Regions from separate parts of the Mus musculus genome. Here region 1 is linked to region 2. A link is a loop called in an ENCODE intact Hi-C map of the cell type or tissue named here. Cell type or tissue: left cerebral cortex. All regions are shown on one strand. Each heading gives the region's core, and the rest is flanking DNA. Links, peaks and the distances in the headings are about the cores only. Region 1 has its middle 40 kb from the start of Gm35582. Region 2 overlaps Gm35695 (predicted gene, 35695).

What was found. Peaks named below come from ENCODE experiments on the same cell type or tissue, not always from the same donor. Only the 100,000 strongest peaks of a DNase experiment are listed, where the experiment ranks them.
Region 1: it touches region 2 in a loop (11-fold over the local background); 2 of 42 quality-filtered maps call a loop at or near these places.

The regions. Positions count from the first base shown.
Region 1 is chr2:178,536,251-178,547,159 of GRCm38, forward strand. No RefSeq gene overlaps it. Among named protein-coding and RNA genes, the nearest start is that of Gm35582, 40 kb to the left of the region's middle. In left cerebral cortex, for the core only: a CTCF peak has its summit at 5,997 (motif pointing right); DNase peaks (open chromatin) are centred at 1,951 and 6,007.
Region 2 is chr2:178,659,405-178,670,313 of GRCm38, forward strand. It overlaps Gm35695 (predicted gene, 35695), which reads left to right. Exons shown (of 4, transcript NR_166157.1): 1 at 1-58; 2 at 156-350; 3 at 3,638-3,768; 4 at 5,740-6,103. Among named protein-coding and RNA genes, the nearest start is that of Gm35695, 5.5 kb to the left of the region's middle. In left cerebral cortex, for the core only: a CTCF peak has its summit at 5,801 (motif pointing left); a DNase peak (open chromatin) is centred at 5,785; H3K27ac peaks cover 276 bases.

The DNA.
Region 1 (10,909 bases), core at 1,818-9,817, 120 kb before region 2:
GCCAGTCTGCCTGCTTTTTAATTCTGTCTGGATCCTTAAAGGGGCAGATGCTCTGCCCAGTACATGTCCTTAGTATTTTTAGCTTTGTAGGTGCTCCTTGCAAGATAGCCAGGTGGCAAGTGAGAAGTGCTCTCAAAAGGCATGGGCCAGCATCTTACCACTCCACCAGCACCTCAACAGCTTTCCAGGCAACAAATTCCCACCCTTGGTTTCAGGAAACTAAACTGCCGAGGAACAGGGCAGAGGGGAGCTTGCTGAATCTCAGAAAGTCAACTGGTCTATATGGGTTCCCAAGCACTGAGCACGTGGTCCAAGAGGACATGATGGGCTCCCGTGGGTTTAAGAACCCATCACAAATCCACTCCTGCTGAGGTAGCCATGGTGGGCCTAAGGCTGTCACTTTATTTTCTCAAGACAGAAATGATTACAACCATGACTGGAAGTTTCTCCGCCTTGACATACCTCCTTGGTGGGAGGTTCTGTGGGTTCTGGACCACGGCCATGGTAGCAGATGGGCCATGGGTGGCATAGCACATGCAGCCCATGGTGTAAGCACTGCTGGACCAGCAGCCAAGGGTATTGACAGAAGCTGGGCCCTGTCAGCAACATGGTGTGTGACCCAATCTGAAAGCCTCTTTGCTCTCAGCTCTTCTGTCATCCCTCAGGAGATGAGTGAGGGAGGCGTGGGATCCAAAGGGATGGGTGTGAGGCTGGCAGTGTGCTTCGGGGGTGGGGTTTGAGCCTCTTCCTCCCGAGGGAGACAGTGCCATTCCTGTTGGTCCTGGCTGTGAAGAGGGTCAGTAACTCAGTCTCCTTTAATGATGATTTTGGCCTGAGCTTTACAAGTGTTCTGAAACCTTCTGACCTATGCTTAGTTTCCACGAGATACAGAAAGACTGGGGCCAGTGCTGTTGCATCTGCTCCAGGGGGCTCAGGACCCAGACACACCTAATTCTGTCATCCTGGTGTTTGTAGACCAGCTCTCAGGACCACTTCACTCTTCCTGTTGGCACCATTGTCCTAAGAGTTGCATTTCCCAGCCTGCCTTGTAACTAGCTGTGACCAAAGGGCTACTACGGTGAGAGGAAGAGGAAGAAAGGAAGGAAACCGGGTGTTTTATTCCTCCTTACTTGAGAGGAGGTCTTCTGATGACCAAAGTATGGATACTTTGGTCCTCCTTTAGAAGGGGGAACAAAATACCCATGGGAGCAGTTACAAAGTGTAGAGCAGAGACTGAAGGAAAAGCCATCCAGAGACTATCCCACCTGAGGATCCATCCCATATACAGTCACCAAACCCAGACACTATTATGGATGCCAACAAGTGCTTGCTGACAGGAGCCTGATATAGCTGACTTCTGAGGGGCTCTACCAGTGTCTGACAAATACAGAGGTGGATGCTCTCAGCCAACCATTGGACTGAGCACAGGGTCCCCAATGGAGGAACTAGAGAAAGGACCCAAGGAGCTGAAGGGGTACAGCATCATAGAAGGAACGACAATATGAATCAATCAGTACCCCCAGAGCTCCCAGGGACTAAACTACCAACCAAAGAGCACACATGGAGGGACCCATGCCTCCAGCCACATATGTAGCAGAGGATGGCCTTGTCAGTCATCAATGGGAGGAGAGGCCCTTGGTCCTGTGAAGGTTCAATGCCGCAGTATAGGGGAATGCTAGGGCTAGGAAGAGGGAGTGGGTGTGTTGGTGAGCAGGGGCAGTGGGGAGGGGATAGGGGGTTGTCAGAGGGGAAACCAGGAAAGGGGATAACAATCGAAATGTAAATAACGAAAATATATAGTGATAAAAACCGAATACAGAAAGAGAGAGAGAGGACCTTCTGTATCGGCATGCATGTTCCCATGATGGTGTGGGCTCTCCATTTCTTCTCGGTTAAAGCTGGCACATCTTACCCATGGGTTGTTCTCCAGGAGCACAGTCATAGCCACCCACATCCTCACGGACTGCACAAATGATGGAGTACAAAGAGGAGACCGGGATGATGGAATAGTGGGGCAGCTCAGAGTTTGCAAGTACAAATGCTGAGCCTGCGGTCAGGACCGACCTGATCCAGGAGAGTAGCAGCTCCTCACTGTTCCTGTGGATCAAACACCCAGGTGCACTAGGGACTTGGTTAGATATTAATAGGCTTGGTGACTGTTGCTGAAGGACCCCTTTCTTGTTATCAGCACTTTTTAAAGCTGAGCACACCAAACTTCAGGACTCTGGCATTTAATAAAAACTGGGACCTCAGTTATGTCTTTGACCCTGGGTAGAGACATGGCATTTTGAGGCTCACAGAAGGTTATCAATGAGCAAGTATCTAAACCCAGTAAGACCACACTACCTTGGCCAGCGTTTCCAGTGAAGAACAAGGAGTGAGCACTGTCTCCTTCCAACGAGTCAGTCCGAATGGGCCTGTCAATCATCTGGACAGGAACTCGCCCCTCAGGAAAGCTGTAAGAGACTATGAGTACTAGGAAGGAAGTCCATCTAAAATGCAGGTCGAAGTAGGGACCGCTCTGGCCACCATCTACCTTCAGCCCCTTTAGAATGTTCTGCTCTGCTTTGTCATTAGCCCTGCCTGGGCAGTGTGTGCTTCTCTATGTATCTCATCTCACAAGAACTAGAAAGCCAGAGTGAGTTTCCCAAGGAACACGATGGAAGGCCAGCACCACAGGCCTGGGATCTGTGGACAGGCAAACCCTGCAAAAATGATAACCAGGTTGACCAATAGCAAAACTCAGAAAAAGGTTAACAACAAAACCCAGGCAGAAACAGAAGACAAAGTGCCCAGGACCTGGTAGGAGACACTGGCTGCGGACTGTCACCTTAGAGAGTGTGGTCACATGATCTCTATAGTGAGAGCACAAGTGTCCTCTTTAGAGAGAGCGTGGTCACGTGTCCTCCTTAGAGTGTGGTCATGTGTCCTCCTTAGAGAGAGCATGGTCACATGCCCTCCTTGGAGAGATCGTGGTCTTGTGTCCTTAGTGGGAGCATGGACATGTGTCCTAGTGTTTGCTATACTGTCACTGGTTTCTAGTCACTGTATGGCACATCTTGTGTATGTTTTTCCTTCTCTCTTCTTGGCATCCCACAGGGTATAGGAAGGATCCTGATTCTCACCCTCAGTTCACAGAGAAAACGTTGCTTCTCACCTGGCTGCTTTGCTCCAAACTGCTAAGCAATAACTAGTGCCGTGAATGTGTTTCCTCTGACGTCAGAGTGTGTCTGCAGCCAGCAGCTCCTAGGTCTCTCCAACGCCAAGGAGGTCCTCTTTGAGGGTCACTTTGGGGATGGACCCCTTTGTACTGCCTTTACTGAGTGTGGCTAAAGCTCTGAAACCCTGGCTGGTGTAACTGCTGGGCACCGGGGCCCAGATCTCATTGCTTTAATTTCCTTATATTTTAGAAGAAGCTAGAAAACATAAGTCATAAAGCGAAATGCGCTTATTTCTAGTTCAACTAGAGGTGGACAGGGAAAGGAAATCTTTTTTTTCCCTACCACATCTGTCACCGCCTTACAGTTTTAAGAACCACAAGAGGCTGGGCAGTGGTGGCGCACGCCTTCAATCCCGGCACTTGGGAGGCAGAGGCAGGTGGATTTCTGAGTTCAAGGTCAGCCTGGTCTACAGAGTGAGTTCCAGGACAGCCAGGGCTACACAGAGAAACCCTGTCTTGAAACAACGACAACAACAACAAAAACAAAAAGAAAAATAAGAACCACAACAAGAGTGCATACAGACACGTAACTGTGAAACAGGCAATCCGGCTTTTCACTGTGGGAAGGGCGCCTGGCTCCAGGTTGCTTCACTTCTCTGTTACAGAGACAAGGTTTTATTTAAGCTTCAACAGAGGAAAATGTGGCACTCCTTACCCCTCATTTTGAAAGAGAAAAGACTCAGGTTTCATGGGATACAAAGTTTCTCATCTCTAAGCCCACCCGCTCTTTAGAGGGAGCACAGTCTTTGTATCTTATCTTTGAAGGTCAGCTTCAGCTTCAGACCCTCTTAAGCCATCAGACTTTCCCTAGGGCTTTATTTGGGCTCACGGTTTGAGAGGATTCAGCCTGTCATGGTGGGAGCATGAGGCAGTGTGGGGCAACTGGTCACACTGAGTCCCAGGTCTGCAGTCAGGAAGCGAAGGAGTTCGACCCCAGAGCTCCACCTGCTTTCCCCCACTTCTCTTTTTATCCAGTGTGGGTCCCGCACCATGAGTGGATCTTCCTCAGTTAAAGCTCTCTAGAAACATGTCCTCTGGGACATGTGCAGGTATGAGGCATATTAATTTTGAAGTGGATAGATAGATAGATAGATAGATAGATAGATAGATAGATTATAGATAAAACCAGTCTGAAGGGATAAGAGATTCAGTATGAGGCAGAGAAAGGACAGAGGCAGAGAAAGGGCAGGGGATCCAGGTACAGGGTCTGGTTCTTGAACCCCCAAAAAGTTAATGCCAATTATCATCTTGATAGACATCTTGATAGACTCTGTCACTGCATTGGAGGTGGGGCATGCCTGGAGGAGGGGCTGTCTTGGTTAGCTTGGTAAGGTGAACACTAGTGCCTGCCCTAGGGCCTGAATACAGAGGGGCACAGGCAGTTCTGAGCACAGACTTTGGAGTCCAGCAGAGACAGGTTTACTTCCTGCATCCCTGGCTGATGAGTTGAGACCTCTCTGAGAGTCTTCTACTGCACATTGGTCTCCTAGGAGCAACAAAACCATGGGCCGATAGCCATCAGCAGAACCTGGCACCTCAAATGCTCTGTGAAGAGCGTGGATATTGTCTCTATTATTCTGACTGTTGTTACTTTTATTAACAGTTTGCTGTTCTGCCAATGTCCTCTTCTGTCCCTTTGGCCTACGAGTCGCCCTTCAGCGAGCACTGTTCAAGGGATGCAGACTTCGAGACAGCCCCCATTCTCCTCCGTTCACTTTCAATTGCCTTTTAATGGCTGAAGGATGAAGTGAAATTACAGCCTTGGGTAGCAGCTTGCCTGGGTGGCTGGAACGGTCTGGCCCTTTGTATCATATACTATAGCTGCATTTATGGTCCCCAGAGCAAAGACAGAGCACAAATCAGACCCTTTATTGCTTCTGCTAGCTCAGCAAGGAGAACAGTCCCAAGGGGGTAGAGGCCGAGGCCCTGGCCGTGAGTGAAGCACTTTGCTCCCAGGACTGTGAGTAACATCAGAGTCAGACGAGCTCTCTGGTGACATTGGCTTAGGCAAGCAATATGTGATGACCAACATGCGCACTATGGTGTGTTCTCTCTCTCTCTCTCTCTCTCTCTCTCTCTCTCTCTCTCCCTCTTTCTCTTTCTCTCCCCCTTCTCCCTCTCCCCCTCTCTCTTTCTGCTTTATCTCTATATGCTCTGCCTAATGAGTCAACTTGCTCTTTAGCCAATAATCTATAAAAATAAAATGTCACTTGTAAATCAAACAAGCAAATAAAAATGGTTGGAAGCACATGGCGAATCTAGGCCCTGCTCACTCTCTGTGACTACGGAGACTTTCCTCTCCTGAGCTTTTCAGGGACACTTTCAAATCTTTGTCATAAAACGCAACAGCCATGCCATACTGGCTTTGGTTTCTGCGAGTGACAGCCCTGGGTGACTCTCTGATCATCAGCCTCTGAGTCTTGTTCACATCTCACGGGGAGTGGTGATGTTAGAACTGAGGGGATTCGCCCACTGCTGTCCTGGGACATTGTCCTGCACGACTCTGAACCAGACAGAGTGGGCACTGGCAGATCAGGGAAGGCTTCTTCCGTGTCCAGCTCCAGTTTATTGGGGTTAGTTACAGGCACATGAGCTGACTCAAAGCCAGCCATACCTCCCAGGAGGCATCCCTTGGAGGATCTCTACTATGGAAGAAGTCTGTAGTATGGATGACCAGCAACACCCCACACTGCAGAGAGTCCTGGGTGATGTAATGGTGTCTATGCAACTGGGGTCTCACCTGAGTCTACTGTTTACTTCTCATACAGCCTTGGCCAGTAGAGGGCGCTCATGATCATGCCACGTCCCTCCACAAGGGAAAATTAACAGGCCAGGTCTCCAGTGGGTAACCACAGCCTCTCTGCTATGGTGGTCTCAGCCAATTGGGAGGAAACAGATGCATAATATATAGACTCTTGTGGGGGAAAAAATCCCATAACAATGGTGACCTAAATCTCATTGGTTCAAAAGTCCATACCCATGACAAATAATACCATAATAATTACCACATTATATTTTATGTGTTCTAGAATATATATCTTATTGGTAATGTGTATTCACTAAACATGTAATGTGCCTAATGTGCATATGTGTGTGTGTATATATATATACATATATACATAAATTTGTGTAAATATATGTGTGTGTATATATATATATATATATATATATATATATATATAATCCATATATGTATACACACACACACACACACACACACACACACACACACACACACACACTGTGGCTCCAAACGCCTCATGAACAAGAAAACATACTGAATCAGGCTCAATAAAAGTAATTCCATCAAGAAACCTAATAAACACGAGTTATATGAGGCTACCACCCACATAACATGGCTGGCTGTTTTACAGTAAACTTTTTATATAAGTACAAGAAAAGTTTCTCTAAAATGATGGTAAGATACAGCATGGTAAGATACAAAAAAAAAAAAGTTTATGACCACTATCAGTATTACACATTCTGTAACTCACAGGGCTGTCACAGGACCAGCTTCACAGTAGGCATATTAACCCAGCATCTCCACAGACATTGAAGGGATGCACATGGCAGCAATGCTACAATGGCTACGGGGTCACTGGGGCCTGGGGCTTTTCCAGTTGTATGTGTGTAGTCTTACGTGATCAGTGTCTCACATGTTCTCTCTGTCATCTCACATGGTGCCGTGGGGTGTGATTGCAAAGAAAACCTTTTGAAGCTGTGGATGATAATGTTGTTGCCAAAGTTTACAGTATAGAACTGGGCAGATGAGGCAAGGCGAGATTCACCACTGACCACACAACATCCACTTGTAGAAACTGCGTGGTGGAAAGAGAAAACAGACTCCCGAAGTTGTCCTTTGACCTTCAGGTGCAGCGTGGAAGGATGCGCACACACACACACACACACACACATACACACAGAGACACACACACACATACACATGCACACACTAAAACTTAAAAATAAAGTATTAAGCTAAAGAGAACCATGCAATTAAGTTACAAAAACATCTAATGTTTTAAGTAAGTTTATGATTTTTGTATTGGGTCATTCACAGCTATCCTGGACAGTGATACATGTGACTTTTGGGCCACAGGTTAGATGTGCCTGGATGTCACTCAGCATGGCAGAGCTGCAAGTACCTGGCCCTCCCATACTTGCTGTAGATCTCTCTCATGGTAGCAGATTCTGCTCCACATTGCTTTTTAGCTCAGTTGCATGGCTGAGCTATCCCCTTCTTCAAGACAGTGCAACATGGGAGCCAAACAGCCCCACACTGTAGCACATGCCCCTTCGTCAACAGCAGCCAGTCCTGATGGAACTGCAGGAGACCATAGCCCCAGAAGCTCCCAAGTGGGGACCTGCCACCTTCTGTTCTAATTCATTGAGCTTCCAGTCTGGGTCTGCCTGGGCTGAGGTGAGGGATTCATTAAGGCACATATTAAGCACTCAAAGATTTGTGCACTATATAAACAGTGGGGCAGGTATTGATCTTTCTGTTTCCAAGAGGGTGGTCCATCAGCTTTCCTGCTGAATGAGAAATGGCTCCCTTAGGGTATTCTTGCTCTCCGGGAAATAGAGCCTTCTCCTGAGGCCCCAAATGAGGATCACTCTAAGTGATCACAGAGACTGAGCAAGGCCTTGCTCTTAGGCCTGACCAGACTTTGAGCATCTAGAGTCTTTTGCTGGTGCCAACAGCTCTTCCATTGCTGCCTAGACTGGGTGGGTTCCCGTCAGCATAAGTATAGACCTGAAGCCCAGGGTCTTTGGCAAGCCATGGTATTCAGGAAGAATTTGCTAATTTCTTTTGATTTTCATGGCATTCATTTTTAAAATGCTATTTGTGGTGAGTTGTATTTTTAAGTGGAACTCTGAGAAGTGAAATAAGTTGAAGAAAAATATGGATACGTGATATGGTACAGATGGTGTGTGGCCGGGACAAGGCTCCCAGACAGACATTACATTTGAGAGATGTCAAAGAATGCATGATGAGAACACAGGGGTTCCCAGTAGGCAGAGAGCAGAGCTGAAAGCAGGCTTTAGGGCAAGGTAGGGACTGCTGTTAGGTGCCAGAATACCTTCTGGGGTGAAACAGTGCTGTCAGGGACTGTCTAAGCCTTAACCCGCTGTGGTCTAGGTTCACTGATAAGGCAGGAGAGGGGAGTAGCTGGCCAAGGCAGGAGGAGGGAGGGAGTAGCCCACAGGCTGTGATGTTCTGGGAAGAAGAGGACACTGGGCTTCTCTGGGCAGACCAAACCCTTAGTGCCTGGCCACTGTTATTTGATTTCTGTCATTCTGGGAAATGAGCCCCCATTTTATCTTGTAGAAATATCTCCACTGGTGTGAATGTGAACACACTAAGGCAGGTTAAGAGTTCTATTGCCTCCATGGTTGTGTCAAGGCTAGGTTCCTCACCCAAGACAGTCGAAGAAAAAAAAATCAGAAATACAGACACTGCCTTCCTGCCTGCCAAGTTTGTGCAGGTGGCAAGAGCTGGTGGTGCTGGGCTCCTCCTGAGGTGAATACCACCTAGGACTGTGGAACTGAGGGACTCAGGGAAGGGCAATCATACCCCCGGGTCCTGGTCTGCACCTAGCTCCAGCCCAGGCTGGACCTTCCATCAGTGGAAGCCCATGAAGCCCTCTCTCTTACTCGATTTGCTGAAACCCATCTGAATTGAGCCTTTGTTATTAAAGCTCAGCACCCCACCTACAGACAAATCTCCGGAGCTCTGGACTGCGGGACTCATCTGGGGAATCAGAGAAACAGGCACCTAGACTTCAACCTGTGGCCCAGCTCCATGTGAGCCTCTCATTGCTCTGGTTATCAGGGGTGTAAGGCAACAGAATTGCACGGAGGATTTAGGAAAATGGTGGCGCAGAAGTCCTGGGTCAACAGAAACTGTAGCTAATGGCAAGAGCCGCTGAAGTAGAAACTAAGTTATAATAGCAGCTGCAGAGATGTTCCTGGTAGCAAGACACCCTTGACCGACTCTGTCTTGGGGAGGGGGAGTTGCAGATCTACAGTGCCAGCAGAGAAACAAAGGTATAGTCTCTGATCACAGCTCACTAGTATGCCTTATTCCTGTGGGCTCCTACGCCTGCAACAAGCCCTGCTGCACACAGAGGCCAGCACACAGGTCACAGACCCACAGATTCACTAGTGCCAGAACACTGAACCATCAAAGTGCACTGAGCCCGTCTTGCCTTCACTACACTGCTGGATAAGTTTAGCAGATCAAACTTGGAGGAAGAATTCACCCATCCATCAGCCATTGTTCTCACTCAGCTGTCCCACAGCCTGGCAGCCTGGCGGCCTGGCGGTAAAACGTCTGCTTAATATTCCATTTGTAAGAGGATGTGCAGCTCCGACTCATGCTCACCAAGCGGCTTGTCAAGAGCAACCTGAAGTAAATAACAAAGGAAGCCAGCAAGAGCCACCCATCAAGTGTCCTACACTGTCACCTGCCAGAAGCCACTTGGCAGAGAGCATCCCCCGCACTGCACCCCATGCAGGGATCTCTGAGTCACTAAGATGTCCACAGTAGTCTGCAATCTGCTCCAGAGAGCCCAGGGGCTCCTCTGCCTTGTTAAGCCTGGCAGTGGTTTTGTTATTCTCAGCTCCCAGGACTGAGGCTCAACAACAAGGGGCAGCTGTCTGTGAACACCAGGCAGATGCATCCGATCACACGGACTGCTGACCTCAGCTAAAACGTGAGATGAAAATTACTTACCTGTCACCACTGAGACGCCATCAAAACCATGTTGTGGACACCCGATCTGCTTATCTGGAAGAGGTTCCGAGGAAGAGTGGACCGTGACACCCCTAATAGACCTCTGTGTGTCCCAAGATGCTTGCTACTCAGCTCAAGAGCCGTGATTGACTGCTGTAGTATTTATTAATGGCCAGCAGCCACAAAGCCCATGTACTACAACAGTGTAGTATGGTATCAGGCATTGTTGGCTGCTTAGGTTTCCTTGGCGTGGGTCACACGTAGGTGGTACACAGGTGTATGTAAATGACAGCAAGGTCTCCTTTCTGCTCACTTCCCCCACTGGCTCTGAGGACATTGTAAGGCACTCTGGGTACTGGGTGTCACTCTGGAACAGCGTGAGTGATACAGTCCATCATGCTTCATCTACTTTAAAAAGTAGTTCTAGAACAGCCCCAGTGGAAACTGCAGAATTTTGCTGGTTACCCTTGCCCCTCTCACACACAGCTTCCCCTAACCCCACCAGTGTCACTGTCTCTACGAGAGCAATGCATTTGTTGTCATGGATAGACCTAGGTCAAGTCACCACAGTGGCTAGAAGTCCAGTTTGCAGACATCCCTGTCAGGGTTAAATTCTGAAGGTTGGAACAAAAGTACCATGATGTGTGGCCTCCAGTGTCATATGGAGGAACTTCTGTGGTCATGAACACTCTGCTCTCCCCTTCCAACACCCACCCCTGCCTGCTTGAACCCCTTTGCTAGTCCCTCTTAGCCTCTTTTGGGCTGAGGCAGAGCTGGAAGAACATAATAACAGGCTTCCGACTGGCCTTGATCACCCAGTCACCTGCTCTTTTGTGCTTTTGACTTCTCATCACTTCAGTGTATCTGCAGTTGAGGTCAGACATGTTTGAGGAAACGGTATGCTGCTTTGCATTGAGTTTGCAGATGTGGTTTCCTGGGCTCCCAGCTGGCCA
Region 2 (10,909 bases), core at 857-8,856:
CCTATTTTATAGGTGTTTGAGGTGACACACTGTTACACAAGGACCATGTGACTTCAGGGTACTCTCTGTTAATGTCTCTAAGGGGCAGCACACAGAGACAGTGACTAGCCTGACTTGTGGAAACACTGGCCTTTCTCTGCTCTATCTCTAAATAGCACCCTGGAACTCAGGAAGAGAAAGCCCTCCCTCATGAAGCACATGCCACGCCATCTGATCACAGCGAGGACCTTCCATGATGTGTAAGTTGACTGCAGAGTGAAGAAGCCAAAAGCTAGCGTGGACAGGATGGCCTCTCACAGGTGGACATAGCAACCCCAGGAAACACCTCTGACCCAGACGGATGGGAACTGGTGAGACACTTTTGATTCCATAGCCCAGTGACGAGGAACCTGTGTCTGGGGTCGGCAGACCTATTCCATGCCTTCCCACTGGATTGTGATCTTGGGGAATGGCTGACGGTTTCCTGGGCTGTGTGGTTGGGACACTGGAGAAGTGGGATTCAAAGGGGACCTGGCATAGGGCCTTCTTCAGTGTGACCCCTGAGTCCTCTCTGATACAGGGAGGCAGCAAGACAGAACCCAACACTGTGTCTGATGATCACAGACACTCTCTTAGGACATAGCCAAGACAAGTGTTAACAGTTGTTCAAGGTGATTGGAAGTATTTCAAAGAAACAGCTTCCTTAGGAAAGCCCTCTAGTGGGCTGAGGAACCCTGGCTGGCAAATCTTACCTCCTAATTTCAAGCTTCATCAACATGTGAACAACTTGGCCATGAGGATCTAGGGGACCTATTTGGCATGAGACAAACATTTCTTAACCAAAGAAACCATTCCGTTTTCCATAAACTTAAAGTCATCTTGAAAGTTAATATTGAATATGAGGTGAGTTTGTAGTAAATTAATTTTTAACCCCAACTGCTTGCAATAAACTTGGAGTGGAACTTGCCCTTTTGAGGAAATGGAGACATCGAACCATGAAATATTACTTTTCATTACTAATATTTCTAGAAGTAATAATCTCAGGTTAAAAACACCCAGTGAAGTTTTTTAATGCATCTAGGCCTAGACTAATGAATGCAGATCCAGAGAGTTTAAAAACTGACATTTGTGTTGAAGGGCCTTATCTTTGTGCTATCAAATCAGAATGTTTGTGTGAACACATGTGCATATGTGCATGCACACACATATACACACACATACCCAGGCATACATATACACATACACACATGCATACACATATACACACATAATCATAAATATACATACACAAATACATACATATATGCACACATACACATGCTGTGCACACATACACACACACATGTGCACACATACATATATACACACATATTTGTGTACATATGCACAAACACACACACACACACACACACACACACTCTGTATATGCACACTGTTAATCTTCCAGAAGGTTGAACAGAAATAGAAAGAATTTCTTTGTTACTGACATTACTTATTCATTTTTAAAAAATCTAAAACTGTAACTAACTGGCATAGTCTTTTGTGTATGCAGTGAATGCACAGGTGTGTAGCTGGGCCCACCTGTGCATACAAATGCAGAAGTCAGAGGAGGAAATGGGATCTATTTCCATATTGCTTTATTTTTGAGACAGGGTCTGTCCCTGACCCTGAAGCTTGTCATTTGACCTCGGCTGGCCAGCCAGTCAGATTCCTTGGCCCTGATGGGGCTGCAAGCACACATGGCTGTGCCTGGTTTTCACATGGCTGCCAGAGACTTCCTCAGGACCTTTGGAGGTCACATTGAGAGTTCTTTCCTGCAGAGCCCTCCACATCTATGCAGCCAAGCTGGCATGGTCCCAACCACAGTCTTTGTCCCCTTGCGTGAATCCTTTTGGTTATGGCTTTCGTTTACTAAAAAGTGCTTTCTTCTTTCACTTCCCACCCCAATCCTTTGAGTATGCATTTATTTTGTTAATTGGAACATCTCTCTCAAAGATTCTTCCCCCTCCATTACTCGCCTAGAGTACATTTCTCTACAAACCTCTGTACATGTCTACTTGCATTTTGTCAGCTTTGGCTATGGCTTGCGTGCCATCATCTTGGGCTGAGGGTTGGTGATGGCAGGAAGTCTGACAGGAGCTGGGGCTCTCAGGGTGAGTCTGCTTATAGCAGCATATTCACATCTGGAAGAGTGGCTGATGGGTGGCTGAAGGTATCTCTTATTGTGTAAAGGATTGCAAAGCCTTGTGCCTGTCTTCTCAGCTGAAACTTAAATGTCATTCTCTCTCTCTCTCTCTCTCTCTCTCTCTCTCCCTCCCTCTCCTTTCTCCTCTCTCCTCTCCTCCCTCTCTCCCCCCCTCTCTGTGTCTGTCTGTCTATCTGCTTCCTCCCTTCCATTTTCCTCCCATGTAAACAGCACCAGCCTTCTGACAAGAAGAGTTGCTCGCAGGAGGAGAGCATGAAGGATTACAACCGCTACTGCATCTGGCAAGAGCATTGAGGGGCGGATAAAGTCCTTGGACAAGTTTCTGGTGGGCAGGATAATGGCTCCAGAAGGTGTCCATTTTAATTATTAAAACATAGACATTATTACCTCTAAAGTTAGAGAGACTTTGCAGATGTGGTTGGGTTCAGGGCTTTGAGATGGGAGACCATCTGGCTTACTGTAGATTCACATCATCTACAAAAGAAAAAGCATGACCATGGGCTGACAACTGAAAAAGAAGCTGCAAAGGGCAGACTCAGCTGCAGCAGATACCCGACCTATCATCAATTCTGAAGATGGAGAATGGAGCCACAAGACAAACATGGAAGATGACTCTCTGGCTGGGGGAAGGCCCTCAAGCCTTTCAGCCAGCAAGGGAAAGGGACCACCATGCAGTGTAAGAAAGGAACTGTGTTCTTGCAGAGTGCTTGGGGAAACAGCCCACCCAGAGCCTCCAGACAGGATCAGGGCCAGATTCTGTTCATGAAACCTGGGCTGGCCTTTTGGTCTCCAAAGGCATGAGGCAGCAATATCAGGTTTACCTTGCTAAGCTTAAGGCAGAGTAGAAGTAGAAAAGTAACATAGAAGCAGAGCTTGCACCAAACTAAGGTAGTGGACACTCAGTCAACCATGGCCCATTGCTCAACTGTGGACACTCAGTAAACTGTGACCCATTGCCCAAGTGTGGACATGGTCAACTGTGGCCCATTGTTCAAGTGTTGACACAGTCAACAGTGGCCCATAGTCCAAGTGTTGACACAGTCAACTGTAGCCCATTGTTCAAATGTTGACACAGTAAATAAACCATGACTCATTGTCCAAGTGTGTCCCAAAGCTCTCATGGAGCTGATAGGTCTCATTTGCATCCTGCCTTTAAGTCAGAAACGACCCACCTCAATGTGCAGGGGATGCCTGTGTTCACTCCCCTATGGAAGTACGGGTTCTTGCCTGTTGTGTCCCAGCCATTGTCTGCCTGGCCACCAACTTCTCTGAACCTCTGTGAGATTGACACTTGTGAAGACCACTGATGAGCAAGATGATGGACTATTCATCTTTCTACTCCTGGATGATGTCACACGATCTTCTTCTACTTCTTACTTACCAGTGTTATCACCATGATGGGGGTTATTCTTTTAATTTAATTTTAAAAAAGGTTTATTTTTTATTTTATAGGTATGAGCATTTTTGCATGTCCAGTAATGAAGGCTCAAAGATGGAGCTGAATTCCCTGGCATGGGGTTCCTGGATGGTTTTAAGCCACCATGTGACTGTAGGGAACCCAACCTGGGTCCTCTGTGAAAACAGTGAGTGCTTCAGCCCTGAGCTCATCGTTGTTGTGTTTCCATAATACCCCAGACAACAGTTGGGAGTGTTTTCACCACAAAGAGACAGCAAGTGTTTATTGTGTGCTGATTACTACCTTATCATTACACAATGCACACATGCATCAAAACATCACATTTTCCCATAAATATGTACAATTATATGTCAATCAAAAGTAACGTAAAACAAGAGTAGGAAAGGCCTGGTGAGATAGGAGTATAACGCCCCACACTACCTCACAGGGTTTGCTTGCTCATCAATCATGACTAGCTCCAAGGCCACTGTGCAGGACATGAGGTGTCAAGAATTGTGGGATTATAAAAAAGGACAGAGAACAAAGAAAGAGGGGGAATTCCTTTGATTTTTAAAAAAGAGATAAACTGGGTCAAAAAAAGAAATATAGCTTAAATCTGTATTGTAAGCTAATTCCATTTTGAAGTCTTTTGGGAGACCTTGCATGTTCATTGCTATAAAGCCTTGGCACGCTGAGGATATCCCTCCATACACTGACATTTCATTCTAAGTTAATGCGCAAGGCCATGCCTTGCTTTTCTGGAAAGGAAAGGGCTGAGGATGGGAGGAAGCCCAAAACACATTGCTTTAAAACTCTACTTCCGAACGCATCCACTGTGTGACATTTAAGTCAGCAACAATTAGCCACAGCAGTCACAGGCATGCAGAAAGCCACGAGCCAAGCCTGTTGGCATGGGTGCCTTTCTGTAGCACATGGGTTAACCCTCAAGGTTCAGAATTCTCATGTTCCCTGAATGTGCACATCACCTCTCTTCAGTGGCTGTGTGTGAAATTTCCTCTGTGCATCTCTCCTGTCCCCTTGGACTGCTAGTCATCCTTACCCATCTCTCCTGTCCACTAGGATCCCCAGTCATACTTACCCATCTCATGTCTGCTCAGATTCCCTGTCATTTGGGACAGATACAGAAACCTAGAGTCTTGGAGGTCTGATTCTATCTAGAGGCCACAACCCTGGGCCTTAGTATCTTCACTTGTGTGCTGTGCGATGGTGACTCTCCTTCTTCCTCCCAACAGACTCAGGAAAATGTGTTCTCCTCCTTGCTATCATGGAATAGAGATTACCTTGTTTCTGTAGCCATGGCAACCAATTAAACAGAGCAGTGGTGAGGTAGCTAGGTGTATGGTAATGGCAATAGTAATGGAGATATTTATTGATACGCCCAAACAGGAAGAGAGGAGAGGGCCACCCGAGCTGCCTGTGTTCCATGCATGGTTCCCCTTCCCTTTCCCCAGCTGAGGTGGTCTTGTGGTGAGCTGGAGTGTACAGGATCGAGGTTAGCTAGCTGATGAAAGGGGGGTTCTAGGCTTCAGCCTTTGTGAATGTCATCATCCTTGGTGGGTTGAGACTTTACTGGGATACAGCTTTGGGGTTCCCCACACCCACTGATGCTGTGTAGGCAAGCCAAAAGACTCATTGGTCCCTTAAAGTTGATGTTGGTGGAGTCCTTACTCTGGTGTCGAGTCTGGGGTAAAGACATGTCTATTCACATCTCCATAGGCAGGAAAACCTAGGGCAGCAGCAGGGGCACTGGAAAGCTGTGGGAGAGCGCTGAGGTGCTGTCAGCAGGAACAGTGCAGGTACAGTTCTTGCCTACACTTGTTTCTCCCAGCAGTCTGAGAACCTGATTCTGACCCAGTCTGGTGTTTTCCATTCCCCACCTCAGAAGCAAATTAAGGGCGGAGGGAGGGGGGACAGGTCTGTATTGGCTTACAGTCTAACAAGGTGGGGAAGACCGCAGCCCAAGTGTATGCTAGCTTTCTGTATTGTATTGTATTGTATTGTATTGTATTGTATTGTATTGTATTGTATTGTATTGTATTGTATTGTATTGTAGTCAGGAAGCAGAGGCTAGATAGGAATCAGGACCAGTCTAAATAGTGTCAAGGCCCACCTCCACTGACCCACTTCCTCTTTCTAGGCTCCACCATCTGAAGTTTCCATAGTCTCTTGAACAGCGCCACCTGCTGGAGACAGAGTCTTCAGGCACACGAACCTCTCTCAGGGTTGGGATTCCACATCCAAACCGCAGAAGCTGGTCTTGCCAGCCTGCTGTCAGCCTCTCAGCTCTGGCCACTCCATCCAAGGACCGCTGCTGTCTGCTAGCAGGGTGAGGAAGATTTAAGATGTCATCTGTCCCCATCAGTGCCCTAAGTATACAGGGCTGAGTGGTTGCTCTCAAGCTGTTCCCACCGGGCAATGGAACCATTCCTTACTTACTGGTTTATTAACAAAAAAACATTTCCTAACTCACTATTGTAATAATAATGATTATTGCAATTCAAGGCTGTCTGAATTACTATTTTTTATCTTCTATTACCAGTGTCATTAATAATATGTGAAGGTCTATGCATCTCCATCCTGAAGTTTTGAGCCACCTGAGCCAGCCATGGGGATATTTGTACTTACTCTGTCCTGTAAGGGAGCTCTTGGGACTTGGTGTCACCAGGCCAGCCTGGTGCAGAGTTGTATCCCTGAAGGTATACCCAGGTAGCTGAATGTCTCTGTCTCCTGCCACATCCTTGACCACATACCACATAGCCATGGGCAACTTGTGAGATCCTTGTGAAACAGGGGTGGATATGGGGCCTCTGGAGGGATTCTGTCTTTGGAGGAGTTTTGTGATTGTGGTAAACAGCACAGAACAAGAGGAGAGATGGGACATGATTGTCACTGACTTTTGTGCCTCTTAAGGCATCTGGGGGAATGGGAATGGTATTTGCAGAGTCTCTGCATAGACTCAAGAAAGTTGATGCCTTTCATGAAGCCTCCGTCACCATGAGTTAAGGCTAATAAAAAGTAAAATGTACACTAGAGATCTTGGTATCATTCTGTCAAATTATTCTATGCTATTGAAAATAATTCCAAAGTCAAGCATTTTCAGGAATAAGGTTTGAATTACACTCTAATCAGGACTTCGTGGGGTCTAGAACAGGACATCTGCAGAAGTACTGACATGCACGCACTCAGACAGCAGTCAACTGGAGATCTGCAGCAGCTCCCAGCCTGGGCCTCCTTGTCTGGCAGGTCCATATCACCCCTGTCCAGGTTCCTTGGCCCCGAGAGTCAACTTCAGCACTCAGGCTTGGATTCATCCTTAAAATAATCACTTCTCCGATTCGGTCGATGCCATCCTAATCCACACACCCCTACCCGCTCTTGATTTCTCTGGAGCCGACAACTGGTGAGATCCTCTCAAATGAATCTTGAACGTGCAGAACTCAAGGCTGACTGTCCCCCAAGTATTCTATGGTTTGCCACAATGGGTCCTTATTCCTCTGTTTTTGCTAGCTGGACAGGGGCAGGCTGTAGGAAGAGCACGGTTGCACAGAGATCCTCCCTTAGGGAAGCCAATATCCAAGGGGCAGAAGGGGAGGACCTCTGAGCCACTTTCATTAGAGAGATGAGCAAGCATGGTAGGGACTGACCCACAGGCCCCGTGACAGTGTCCCCAAGGAAAGTTTATATTAGAAAGCAGCAGGGAATAGAACCATGGCTGGGGGCATGGAGCTCTGCCTGCTGTCATCAAATCAGGTACCCAGTGTGAGAAGTGCTTCGGGTTCTCCTGCTTGCTATGTTTGAGGAGAAAGCGCTTGTGTCGGGTGGCACTTACCTGCAGAGGTAAGAGACAGACTGTGTGTGCTCAAGTCAGAACACCGGAAAGCTTCCGAGGCTGTGTCAGATAGAAGGTGGAGTCAAGGGGAATCCTCCATGGGTCCTCTCTGCAGACGGCAGGAAGGGCCTTCGGATCTGTAGTGGGAGCTCTCAAGCAACTCAGAGAGGCGTACCTGAGTGGATTAACCCAAGTCATCCCCGAGAGCGCTGACCGGGCATAAGTGACTCACCATTATATATTAGCCTTTAAAACTTTAATAAGGCTCCTCTTAATGTGTAAAGCCAATATTTTCCTTTCTCTGTGTTGGAAAGAGTTGTGCTTTGAGGATGACCAGATCTGCCTGTGAGTGCTGTAGTGTCTTGTGTCTGTGGGCTCCTCAGGAGCCCCAGACTTCTGCAGGACCAGGTCACACAGGGTTCCTGACTGGGTGGTCCACATACCTCTTCCTATCCCAAGGCAATATCTCCTAGTCTATCATCTCATTAATAGGTATTTTGAACATCAGTTACCCACCATGCATTGGTACTGCAGATGTGAGCAATTGACCTACCCATCGTTCTTGGGGGAGGGGGGCTCTCATTGCTGCTGGGATCCAAAGAGGAAGGAGTGTTCCCTAGTCACACATCAGGGCTCAGGGCTGGTAATATAAACTATTACCTAAGAAGCCTGGTGCTGCAGAGAGCAGAACGTGCGGGATGTTCAAGGTGTGCATGGCTGACCGTGTCAACACATTCATGCAATGCTTTCCTGTCAGGAGGGTCACATACCAGGCTATGTGGGAACATCTAGTGGAGAGACCTTTGGGTGTTGTTATAACCAAGCCGATCTAGAGGCCCTCTCAACAGTGATGTGAAGCATCCTGCAGAGCCCACTTACTGGAGGAGAGACAGAGTCTGGTCCTTCAGGTGTCTGCAGCAGCCTTCAGCTGAGCTGATGTTGGAAAGAGTTGAGTTCCTGACGAGGTGAGTCCTGCTGATAAGTCCCACTGTGGAAATCAGGGCCATGCTGTGTGTTCCACTCCTGAGAGATAACATCCTCCTTCCTGTGATAGGTGAGGAGGAATCCAAGGATGTTCCTTCTTCAGCTTCAACATCTTCCTCCCGAAGAGGGCTTCCTGCAGCCACGAAGTGTGCTCCCCACAGTGTGTCACCCCACAGCATCCACGCAGGCCCTGCTTCCTCAAGGCTCTGAGGGTTAGCTTTTGGAGTTGATATGCTCTGGCACCGTTTGCTGCTGTACTGCGCCTGTGTGGGGTGTGGAGCTTTTGGGATGGGAGAGGAGGCACAGAGCTGAAGTCATGGCTAGCAATGGCTACCTGCCCAGGCTGCTGGTCAAATTCTCCTAGCAGAGTCAAATCACAAAGTGGGCTTAAAGTGAGATTACAGAGGCAAAGTCTGGAATCACTTTGATCTCTGTCTGTCTGTCTTTGTCTCTCTGTGTCTGTCTGTCTCTGCCTCTCTTCTCTGTCTCTTTCTCTCTCCTCCTCCTTTCTGTTCATCTTTTTCTCCATCTTTCTGTGTCTCTAAATATCTCTTCCTCTCTCTGTCGTCCCTGGCCTCCCCTCCCATCTGTCTTCTCTCAGTCTGTCTGTCCATTTCCTTCTACCTCTCTGTGAATCTGAATATTCCTTTCCCCCTCTCTACTGTCCATCCTCCAACTTCAAGCCCTTGGTTCTTGTAGCAAATGGGAGCAGCCACCTTGGCTCAGAGCTAGTTCCCTTAAGGGAAACGTTGATGCCCTGTGTCCATCTCCTAGAAACTACCTGGGTGGGAGGTGGCACCTGAAAAGGACACTTCCCTGCTGCCCCCTAGTGACCGCCACTAAGCAAGATGCATGCAAGTGGAGCCTGTGACCTGGGAGAGACTTCAAGTCCAGTGTGAAGAGCACACATGTAAATATTCATGGTTGCCTAGCCACTGAGCTGCAGAGCTGAGACAGGAACCAGACTGAGGCTTACTGCTCCTTCCCTGATCTTGCCAGGGCACCAGGCTGTGCTGAAGAGGGGGATTCTGAGGAACCTGTGGATGCCCCTCCTTCCCATGTCTATTAGGTGTCTCTTCTATCAACACCAGGCAGGACATCCTGATACATCCTCTGCTTCCTAGATGCCTCCTAAGACGGACTGGCTCATTTCCACTGTTGGGGGACAGATGTGCCTGGCATGTGCCACACCCCAAATCCACAGACAGTTATGCTGGTAGGAAGGGATCCCCTTTGACTCTACCAGCCACCCCAGCAGAAACAGGGATTGTGATCTTCAGAGTCAGCTAACTGCCTGCTTCATCCACTTTTGTTGGATTCTTTTCCTCCTAGCATTTCTTATCTTTTTTATCTGCTCACGTGGCAAGATTCCCCTCTAATTTCCCACTGATTACAGCCATGCTCCATGTGGAAGCCAAATCCACGGTCACTATGAAGCTGGCAGGAGCTCTGCTGACAGGCTGGGCTCTGCCTGCTGTCCCTGTGGGCTGTAGCGTCAGCCCTTCAGCAGCCATGTTCATTGGGACAATTTTATCAAGATTTCCTTTCCCTGCTTTATTGCTTCCTTCCTTGGTTACTTTATTAAAATTTAAAGTTCCTTATTAAAGTTACCTTTTTCATGTGACAACGGTAAGCTTTTATAACTTCAGCCACAAAACCTCCGTGAGTCTTTGTAGAGGACTCTCTAGGGTGCAGGGCAGGGCAGCAGGGGAGTCGCTCACTCTTTAATGTTTCTTTACAGCTTCAATTATTTAGAACCATCATAAGCTACCTTAGTGAGTGGCTTTAACCCAAAAAAGAAGATTTCTGGCTCTTAGAGTTACTTTTTCTCATAATCTTCATATATATATACATATATATATATATATACATATACATATCAGAATATATAAAATATATAATTCAAAATTTATATATTATAATTACAAACATACACAAATATATACAATTAAGAATTCATATAATTCCAAATATACATAAATATATATAATTTAATATAATTCAGAATATATATACATATATGTATGTGCGTGTGTGTGTGTATATATAGTGTGTGTGTGTGTGTGTGCGTGTGTATGTATGTGTACACGTATGTATCTTTTTCCAGACAGGCAATACTTTTCAGGGTGCAGGGATATAGCACATCTTTTACAAACTAAATTTTAAGAAATATGTGTTAAAAAGCGATGGCTCACAGCAATGTCCTCCAATTCAGGCAGTGAGTATCTAAGATGAAAGTATAGGATGCAGTGTACCAGAGATTTTTAAGGCTGTCTGCTCTACCTGTGTCTCTAGGCCTGGTGAGCTTTACTGGATCACCCACTGACTGCCTGGCTAAGCTGATGGCTCGGGTTACCGACACTGGAGACCATCACTCACCTCTAGTGATGAGTCCCTGTTCAGCCATTGCCACTAGTCATGTGGAAGGATGATTTATAAATCCCAAGTGGGATTTTTGGTTCTATAGATAGCGACTGTCCTTCTGAAATGGCAG